Regions from separate parts of the Homo sapiens genome. Here region 2 is linked to region 1. Evidence: read pairs that join two places in POLR2A ChIA-PET (ENCODE). Cell type or tissue: GM12878. All regions are shown on one strand. Links, peaks and the distances in the headings refer to the core of each region. The heading gives the core; the rest is flanking DNA.

What was found. ChIA-PET counts read pairs that join two places held together with the same protein. Peaks named below come from ENCODE experiments on the same cell type or tissue, not always from the same donor. Only the 100,000 strongest peaks of a DNase experiment are listed, where the experiment ranks them.
Region 2: POLR2A ChIA-PET joins it to region 1 with 6 read pairs; 2 of 35 experiments call an interaction of 5 or more read pairs at or near these places.

What each region holds. Positions count from the first base shown.
Region 1 is chr2:241,962,949-241,968,329 of GRCh38, forward strand. LINC01237 (long intergenic non-protein coding RNA 1237) reads left to right here. Exons shown (of 4, transcript NR_110220.1): 3 at 2,979-3,099. Among named protein-coding and RNA genes, the nearest start is that of LINC01238, 5.0 kb to the right of the region's middle. RefSeq lists an enhancer at 2,828-3,335. In GM12878, for the core only: no CTCF peak of the experiment used is centred there; a DNase peak (open chromatin) is centred at 3,233; H3K4me3 peaks cover 535 bases; H3K27ac peaks cover 927 bases.
Region 2 is chr2:242,049,926-242,055,306 of GRCh38, forward strand. All of the region lies in intron 3 of LINC01237 (long intergenic non-protein coding RNA 1237), which reads left to right. All of the region lies in intron 2 of LINC01880 (long intergenic non-protein coding RNA 1880), which reads right to left. Among named protein-coding and RNA genes, the nearest start is that of LINC01880, 32 kb to the right of the region's middle. In GM12878, for the core only: no CTCF peak of the experiment used is centred there; no DNase peak of the experiment used is centred there.

The DNA of each region.
Region 1 (5,381 bases), core at 158-5,157:
ATTCATAAAATGTTATCATATAACAGTTCAAAATTGCTTACTTCCTAGGTTCCACTAAAAATTAAGGGCACTAAGATTTAAAAATTCTAATTAATGTGTGTAACTCTATATACAAAGTATGAAAAATAATGATACAATTTTTGGTATTTTTGGTAAAAAAATTACAAAAGACATGAGGGTTTTTTTTAGAAGAAGAATAATTTTGTCTAATTTGGAGGTTATTTAAAGGTTGCTTGAAAATGCAAATTTTGAAAGGAAATAGAAACAAGGCAGAAAGGAACCAGTAAATGGGACAAAAAATAAGCAAAGAAAGTTATATCTTTGGTAGGGAAAGTTGAAAAGAAAAAGAGAATAAAACTTTTTTTTATATGAGAAAATCTTGTGTGGCCAAAATTATAAGGGAAAAAAGAGTAAATTTTTATCCTAAGTTAGAATGATTGGTTGTTCCAGTATAAAAAAGAGGAAGTATAGAACGAAACTGAAGGTTTGAACAAATTCTAGAAGGTTTGAGAAAATTGCAAAAGGTTTATGGAAGATGAATTTTATGAAATACATTTTGTATGTGATCAAGTTGACTAAAAATAGAAGGAAATAATTTATAAGTCTTTCTAAAATAGAACATTAAGATCTAGGCTGGGCGTGGTGGCTCATGCCTGTAATCCCAGCACTTTGGGAGGCTGAAGAGGGCAGATCACTTGAGGTCAGGAGTTCAAGACCAGCCTGGCCAACATGGTGAAACTCCTTCTCTACTAAACATACAAAAATTAGCTGGGTGTAGTGGCGCATGCCTGTAGTCCCAGCTACTAGGGAGGCTGAGGCAGGAGAATCGCTTGAACCTGGGAGGCGGAGGTTGCAGTGAGCTGAGATTGCGCCACTGCACTCAAGCCTGGGCAACAGAGTGAGACTCTGTCTCAAAAAAAAAAAAAAGAAGAAGAAAAAAGATCTAAAGTTTGCCGACATGAAACTAGAATTTGGTCCTCTCTGTTAATACGACAAGATTTTCTTGTAGTATTGATCTACCCCTGATTAAAAAATAATCAGGGTGTTCCTTGCCTTTTTGGTAACTGTCGCAGGTGAGTGGTGACCCTCTGGGGCTGGTGGTGTGGTGAGAAGAATTTACCAAGACAGTTGCAGATAAAGAAAAGCAGATTTATTGAAGAAAGCATGAAAATACATTGCGAGAGTGCAATGGGCAAGTTAGCAGAGAGGAGCTGACTGCAAGGAGGCGAAGGCTTGGTGAGGGTTTTATAAGACAGTCTCTGTGCTGTGAGCTGAAGAGGGCTTTGACAGTGCTGATAACGCCAAGGTTGCCGTGAGCTAACTTGTAATTTTCCCATCAGTCAAGGATCTGGTGATAGCTGGAAGACTGAGTTATTTGTGCAGGAGGGTTATGTGTTCTGGACCATGAGAAAGGCAGACTTAAGGCTTATGTGCCTTCTCTTTTTGCTTCCTTCAGTCCCGCCAGCCCCACTCCCCCTCCGTAATGAGGCCTCCACAGTAACTGGCCTAGAAAAATTTATCAAGATAATGTCGTGTACTTTGCGCTGTCTTTATTAGGTTTTTGATTGCTTGGAAAAATTCTTCCTTTAAAGAGGTAGGGTTTTTTTTTTTTTTGTCTGTGTAACTTTATTTGCTTTTAAAGTATTTTAATTATCACTATAGTTAAATGGATGACTATTATTTCACAGTGACCTATTATCCTGTTTTAATTAAGTGTTTTAAACCTTTGACATTTTTGACAAGCTTTCCCAAGATCAAATTCTAAATTAAATCTTTTTATTCTTACCTTGTAAAAGAGATATATTAATTAAGTTTATTTGACATGCTAAATTATTAAATATGTGGGAAGCATTGTAAACAAGAAATGATGTTTAACCTTTTTTTTTTTTTTTTTTTTTTTCTGAGACGGAGTCTGGCTCTGTCACCCAGGCTGGAGTGCAGTGGCGCGATCTTGGCTCAGGGCAAGCTCCACCTCCCGGGTTCACGCCATTCTCCTGCCTCAGCCTCTCGAGTAGCTGGGACTACAGGTGCCCACCACCACACCCAGCTAATTTTTTTGTATTTTTAGTAGAGACGGGGTTTCACCTTGTTAGCCAGGATGGTCTCGATCTCCTGACCCCATGATCGGCTTGCCTCGGCCTCCCAAAGTGCTGGGATTACAGGAGTGAGCCACTGCGCCCGGCCTTAACCATTCTTTAAGTTATATTTGTATGGATACAGTATTAGTGTATTCCAAAATTTGTATAAAATTCTTAAATATCTGATATATCTTGGTATAATGTTATCAGTAGTAGTTCTAATTATTGTGTTAAAATGTTCTATGCTATGGAAATAACCAAAGTTCCTTGTCAATTTCTCATTATAATGAACTCTCATCAGACTTTTAACCATGACCCGTCTATGTTTTTGTCATCCATGTAAAGATCCAAATCCAAATTATTGTTTTGATGTTTCTCTAAAAGCTTTTGCAATCAACTACAGTCCAAATTGCTTCTAATGAAATGACTTTGGCAGTCCTCTTGAACTCTGATTGCTGATACCTTTAAGATCATACCGTTGGAGAAAGTAGATATTTTTGGGACTCTGTTGAAGAAACTGATGGGTTCATAAATCTGCTAACCTAGATCAAGCAGAATGAGAATTAATTACATGGGACTGAATGAATTGACGAAAAGGAATGATGGGTTTTTACAGTTTTAATTTAAAATATTTTTGGTTCTCTATTTTAATGTTTTGTTTTCCAGGTTTAAGGAAAATAGTTTTCTTAAGCTATCTATAATTTACACCAATTTGGTAAAGTATAACTTTGTGAACAAAAATTGAAACATAGGCTTCTTTCCCTACCTTATCTCTCCAAAATTTGTGAACTATTTGTGAGTATGATTATGTTTTTGGCAATACAGTCATTTGTGTAAGTTCAATAAGAGCCTGTTCTCTTCACAGCAGCATACAATGGAAAATATTGGTTATATTACCAGGTTTTGACTGGAATGCCAGGCTTAACGTTGCTCAGAAGTTGCTTCTATGAGGACGTCTCCCAGCAGCTGTCAGTGTTTCCAATGAGTCATCGCCAGCCCCTGCAATGAGCCTCTCAGGCTGGTAAGTTTTGTTTCAGAACCGCTTCCTCAAGCTTCTTTTGCCTTTAAAAGCTTCCTCTTGCCCCAGCCTCCCAGGGAATGCCTGTGGTCTGTCATGGCTCACACATCCTGGTTGATAATCCACTGCTGTTCTCCACGGAATGCCTTCATTTTGAGAGCTGCTCGCTGCCTGTTGTGGTTTCAGTTGACGGCCCACCGCTGTGTGCAGAGTTCACCAGCCGCTGTGGTGTGCAGTGCAGCAGCTGACCTGCCTGCCTTGTGGTTTTCTAATCCCATTGAGGGGACGTCTTAGGTGTTCTCACCAAGAATGCACAGCAACAGTGCTGGGTGGGCCACATCCTCCCTCACGTTTGGTGCCACCAGTTTTATAGATTTTGGCTACTGTGGGTGTGTGTGGTGGTTTTTGTTGGTGTTTACGACGCATCTTCCTGGTGCTCGAGTCTGTCGAGCACTTTTTCTTGTGTTTATTTGCCATCATTTGGCGAAGTGTTCAAATCCTTTGACCGTTGTTTCACCAAGTTGTTTTATTATGAAATTTTAGGGGTTACTTATTCTGGATCTCAGCACTTGGATAAATATTTGAGAATATTTTTTGCAGTAAGTGACATCGTTTTATGTGGATGAACAGAAGATTTTAATTTTGATAAAGTCTAATGGATATATGTGATGTTAGTGTAATTTGAATGCATACATATGTATATTTAATGCATTCTTTTATGATGATTGTGCACTTCATATGAAATGCGGCAACCTTGCCTTGCCATCCCGGAGGCCTCTGCTTCTCTGATCTGTGGGTGTCACAGGCACTTCACTTACTCACACCTTATGGCACGGTTTCTTTTGCTCTAAGCCTGCACGTGTGTTTTAAAGGTAATTTCTTCCGTTAGAGAAGTCGCGTAGGCTCACCCTGCTATTTGCCATTTCTGGAGCTCTTTATCTCCTTCTTCATATCTGCATTTCCCTCTGGAATCATTTCCATTCAGCCTGAAGAACTCTTCTGCCTGGGACTCCACCTTCTTTTCTAGCAGCTGGGCTCATTGGGAGCTCTGTCCTCTGGTGGCTCTGGCCAGGGGACGCTGGGTTTTCTCTTAGGGTTTCAGTTGGCCCGTGTGGTGCCAATGTCAACGTGTCTGTAGGCCAGAGCCAGCAATGAGCACCCCCTCGGTCTGGCCCTGAGCTCCAAGGCCCCACTCCCACGGGATCTTGCTGCCAGGACCCCACTCTCTGCATCTTGTCCAGAGTGTCGAGGAGGGCAGGGTCCAGCGGGATCTCTCGGCCCTCCCAGGGCTGAGTCTGTGCTCTGACCTTTCCTGGGAGGCACTCAGGGCCAACAGAGCAACAAGGGGCCTTTCCCTGTGGCTCCCTCCCCTCTGGAGAAAATGGGTCAGACCTGGGTTTCTCCATAGTCACTGTCCCTAAAATGAAGCCGGGCTGCCAGAGGCGGTTGCATCTCCCGGCACCAAGACCCCAGAGTCCCTGTGAGAAAGAGGACCAACGACGATGGAAGCCTTTCTCTAATGTGCGCACAGCCAGGCCGCTCCTCTGAAGGCGCTGAGCCGCCTCTAATCACAGCGCCACACTGGCCACAGGTCGCTGGGTATAGGATGAACCCAGCTGTGAATAGGATGCATTTCCTGGGAGGTTTCTGTGAAGTTACTGAACTGCCAAAAGGTAAGCAGTTTTAATTGATTTGTGAGTCTTCAATTAAGCACAGCAGAATGCTAATTAAATATTCTCTGTTCTTTAAATAGAGAATGCTTTAAATAATTCAGCACAATCTTTGCATAAATCACACCATTCAGCTGAGGTGCCTGTCAGCAGTCAAGTGATTGAGAGCACAAACTGTCCCAAAGACACAGCCCCCTTCCCCCTGGAGACGCGCACAGCCTGCAGAAGAGATGTCACCTGATGCAGCGTTGTGGTTTAAAAACTCATTATGGGAAGCATGAGGCTGGACCCAGGGGACCCTGGAGGTGATGCAGGGGCTTTGGCAGCCTGGAAGCTGTTGGAGGAGGGGCCCTTGGTGGAAGTGGGGACAGTTTGAGCCTCCGGCCTCCAATTCCCTCCCGCTGGCTTCTGGGCCGCACCTCCAGGAATCCAGCTAGACCCGCAGGGCTCTGACTCCAGACTTTATTAAATGTTTCCTCTAACGGTTCTGGCCATTCTGCTGGGCCATTAAAGGCTACCCCAGGGCCTCAGATATGAGCGTGGTGTCTGTATGTGGTCCTTTCATGGAGGGCAGGAAGCATCATAATTACTTTTTTTTTTAACGGTTTTCAATTT
Region 2 (5,381 bases), core at 313-5,312, 87 kb after region 1:
TGTGCACATGTACCCTCAAACTTAAAGTATAATTAAAAAAAAAAAGAAGTCAAACTCTATTATGGATGACATGAACTTGTATATGGAAATCTCTAGAAACACACACACAATTTTAATGAATAAATGACTTCAGAAATGTTGCTGGGTACATGAACAATATACAAAAATCAACTGTAGACCTATATGATGGCAATAAAAATTTCAAAAATCAAATTAAAACAATTTCATTTACAATAGCATCGATGAATCAAATAGGAAGAAATATAACAAAAAAGTTATGACTTGTTACTGTAAACTACAAAACACTGTTTAAAAAATTAGATACATAGAATGATATTTTATGCTTATGGATTGGAAAACTTAACACTGTTAAGGTCAAATTGATCTGCAGATTCAACAAAATCCCTTTCAAAAATTTCAACTCAGCTGCTTTACTTCTAGAAATTGACTAGTTAATCCTAAAATTCATATGGAAATATAAGGAGCTACAAACACCAAAAACAATCTTAAAGAAAATTTTAAACAAAGTTGTTGGATTCGTGCTTCATGATTTCAAAGTGGCACAGCCAAGCTACAGTAGTAAAAACAGTATGACAGAGGCATAAAGATAGATACATACATCAATGAAATTGAACTGAAAGTCTAGAAATAAGCCCTTATATTTATGGCCAATTGATTTTTGACAAGTGTGCCAATGGAATTCAAGGAGGAAAGAATGGTCTTTACAACAAATGGTACTAGGACAACTGGATATCCACCTGCAAAAGAATGTAATTTGATTTCTACTTCACACCATATACAATTTTAATTCAAAATGAATCATAGGTCTAAAAGTAAGGTTAAAACTATAAAACTTTTAGCAGAAAACATAGGAGTACATTCTGTGTGACCTTGGATTTGGCGATGATTTATTAGAACTGACACCAAAAGCACAAGCAACAAAAGACACATCAGATAATTTGGACTTTATCACAATTTTGTAAATATTCAAAATAAATTTAAAGATTATCTTGCAGTTTCAAAAGACACCCTCAAGTATGTGTAAAGACAACACACAGAATGGGAGAAAATATTTGCAAATCACAAATCTGATAAAGCACTGTTATACAAATATATAAAGAATGCTAATAACCAGTGATAAAAAGAAATACAAGCAAATTAAATGAACAAAAACTAGATAGTTCTCCTAAAAAGATATACAGATGACCCATAAGCCTTTGAAAATGCTCAAAATTATTAATTAGGAAAATGCAAATTAAACCACAATAAAACATCACTTCACAACAACTACATTGACACGAGAGAGAGAGAGAGAGAGAGAGAGAGGGGTGAAAATATCAGAAGCTTCAATCATTGTTAATGGAATTGGAAAATGCAGCCACTTTGGAAAACAGTTTGGCAGATCCTCAAAACTGCAACAGAGTTACCATATAATTCAGCTATTTCATTCCTGAATGTATACTTAGGAGAACTGTGGTAATATTCACACACAAAAGCTAGTACACAAATGTTCATAGCAACATTTGGTATTGATCATAATACCAAAAAAAGGAAACACATCAAATGTTCAACAACTGATAAATGGAGAACCAAAATGTGGTATATTCATACAACAGATTATTATCAGCAATAAAAAGAAATGAAAAAATGTTGTAAAATAGTTGCATCATCAAAACATCACTTTAAATGAAATAAACCAAAGATTCTATTTACATGAAATGTTAAGATTCCATTTGCATGAAATGTCTATAATCAGCAAATCCACAGAGGCAGAAAGTAGATTTGTGGTCGCCAGGGCTTGGGGGAGAGGGAGGAAGGGGAATGACTGCTGTTGAGTCCAAGGTTCATTTTAGGATGATTTAAATGTTGTAAAATTATATAGCAGTGATGGTTGGACATCTCTATGAATACACTAAAAATGTTGAAGTGTATACTTGAAAGTGATGACGATCGTGGTCTGTGAATTACATCTTAACAAGCCTATAATTTAACAGAAATTTGCAGGTAGTCACTATTATTGGAATCATAACATAGAGAAGAACAATGAATAAGCTTCAAGAAACTGTGTTATGAATATGAATCTGGAACAAAGAATGAACGACGAGAACACATGGACACAGGAAGGGGAACATCACACACCGGGGCCTGTTGTGGGGTTGGGGGAGCGGGGAGGGATAGCATTAGGAGATATACCTAATGCTAAATGACGAGTTAATGGGTGCAGCATGCCAGCATGGCACATGTATACATATGTAACAAACCTGCACGTCGTGCACATGTACCCTAAAACTTAAAGTATAATCATAATAAAATTAAAAAAAAAAAAGACTGAAATACAGAGCCTGCAGCCTGAGTTCTAAGCTCCATTATATTTTGGCAGCCAATGACATACTGAACATCCAGTGGTGATTCTCCACCGTGTCTCTTCTGGACTCAAGGGTAGCCAATGATAGATACCGAACATCGGGTGGCAATTCTCTGCCGTGTCTCTTTTGGACGCAAGGGTGTGATGGGGATTTGCTGGGAACTTGTGCTTCCTCCATGGGTTAATGAGGGGCTAGTCATTTACAGACTGGTCGGGGGCAGTGCCTGACACTCAGGGGCCTGGGGCAGTAGGGAGGGTCAGATTTTGACATTTTAGGGAGTTTGGTATTGACTTGAGGTGAGAGAGGTCGCCGAGGACTGCGATGGTCGCTCTTGTATTTGAACAAAATGACTGCTGCCAAGGTGTAGGACTGATGGAGGGAGACCCTCAGTGTGGACAGCACTGCCCCAGACGCCTTGCAGCGTCACAGATGGGCACTGCTGCAGTCGCAAGGGGGTACCCACCACTGGCAGGAGCAGGAAAGGGCAAAGCAGGCAGCATCCAGGGCTCTCGTGACCAGGAGACAAGGAGAATGGAAAGGTGGTCACTGGGATTCTCGCCTGGGTGGCTCCAAAACTGGGGGCGTGGTTAACTAAGATCTGGAATTGGAGGGAAGAACCACATTTAAACATAAATGATCTTTTTAAATATAAGGATGATGATGATGACAGTGTGTGTCTGTTTTGATGCATGTCACATTAAAATCTGGGGGTCTGTGAGCCATGAAGTTGACAATTTCCAATAAGCATAAAGTGTGTTTCCTTAGCTGAGAAAATTATTTACAATAAAGGGAATGCTAATGTATGTTTCATTGCTATGTGCAAGGAAGCTGAAGTTACTGATACATAATTTCTCCCAAGGAGAATTGTGGCTTCAGTGGAGCCGAGAGATGTATCCTTGGGAAACCAGCATATTTAGATACAGCTTAAGAAACAGGTGCCCCTGAAAACACAACCTGAGCCCACTTGGAGACATGAGCAGCCTTTGACTATTTGGAGGCCCAAATAGACCTCCAGCAGCAGGGATGGGATGGGGCCCTCTGTGGAGCTTCGAGGGAGAGATATGGGCCACAGAGTGTAGATGGCTCTGTGAAGACAGGAGGTGTTTGGAGAAAATAAAGGACAAAGTGGACAGAGGGATGGAGACACAGAGAGACAGATATACAGACACACAGACAAGATAGAAGGACAGGGGACAGAGGGGCTGGTTCTTCCCCCAACTCTTTGTTCCCTCTTCTTCTTTTGCAATGAGCTAAGCCATCCTCTTAAACTATAAAATAGTTGTCACGCATCCTGCAAAACTTTTGTTCCTTAAATTATGTTAGGGTGTAATTTTCTCACATCTCAGTCTTTCCAAAGAATATTTACTCTCCTTAGAAATTAATTACAAGTCCTTTTTATAGAGACTACTCCCTAGTTGAAAAAGTATTGCTGAAAAATTATATGCTGTCATTGACTTATGACTGATCAATTGATGTCATTTGACAATTATAATTCATACCGTATTGCCACTTACAGCTAAGTGTAGTTATTTACTTAGCACTAAATTGTTTTGAAGGTTACTTAGAGCAGTACCAATTTATTGTATGGGATGGTATAATGGCATTCGATGGCATAAAATACTACATGCCTTTATCATCCTTGTTATATTTTATTACAACACTTAATTTTCCATTGAAATATGTATGACAGCAATTTTGCTGCATAAAAGAGAATTTTGTATTTTAAAAGTATGACTTTCCCTTGAGAGATAACGTAATGCCTTTGAACGCGGCAGGAGCCCTGCACGATGGCTGTACATGTGGAGGCAGCGGGTGAAGCCTCAATCCTGTCACCTGCTCCGTAAACAGGCACTCGATGGGCTGGAGCACACACGAAGCTTCTCTGCAAACTCTGGCTTCCCACTCGGATATTCAGCAGCACACGGCCATTGTTAATGAGATGCTAAATGTTCTACCCTCAGAGCTGTGCCCCTCGATGACAGAGAAGGAATAGAAAGTAAGGTTTGATTGAATGGCATTTAGTTATCCGTGTTCGCCATGTTTAAACACCTCAGGCAGGGGTGGAGGGGGCTCCCTCTTCCTTTTTACACTTTGACTTTTTGGCTTGGACACTTGTGGCTCTGTGACAGTCCTGAGTGGCTTCATTTCTGGTGACTGCCTGTGGACGTGCTCCTGCCAGGCTCACCTCAGAGGAAGCAGAGGTCGCTGAGGTGTGCAGTCACTAGAGCTGTGGATGACTTCAGCCCCCAGGGCCCAGAGTACATGTTTGCCAAAATGTGGAGGCAACATGCATGGCCCTGAACACCAACTGAGAGTAAGACGGAGACCAAGAGCAACCAGCAGGAGTTTGACCTCTGGATCGAGCCATGCCTGAAGCCTCCCCTTTTTGAACTGTCCAGTTAATGAGAGTTCATTTTGTCCCTTTTTTGCATAAGTGCGTTTTAGCTGATTTCCCTCACTCGTAACCAAAGCTTTTTGATGCAGAGATGGTACTGGATGTGGGTCTGTTCATATCACAAGCTTCAAAGGGGCAATGAGCAGAGTTAAGTGTCTCCTGGCTGGAGAGGGTTGAAGCTTTGTCATGAGGTAGGAAGACTCCTGCCAGACCTCAACCTGGCAGGTGATAGCCCGTGGGGATCCCGACAGCTATGCATTCCCAGAGAAAGGGCAGCTCAGGGGAGTTTGTGGTTTGGAGAGAAATGGTGCGTCCAGCTGATGTCAGAGGAGACAAGGACGAGCTCCAGCCCCAGTTAGGTTCCCGGAGTGCACAGCCCACACTCCTGGGTGTGAGCAGGACGGGAGCCTGGAGCCAGGGCCAGCATTCACCCACAGTTAGGTTCCGGGAGTGCGTGGCCCACACTCCTGGGTGTGAGCAGGACGGGAGCCTGGAGCCAGGGGTCCTTCCAGTCCATGACAAGGAGGCTGGGCTTGCTCTGAACAGAGCCGGAGGCCAGACTGGCTTGAATGGGGGAAGAGGAGCAGCGGCCGGAGAAGTGTGGGGGTTGGGCGGGGTCG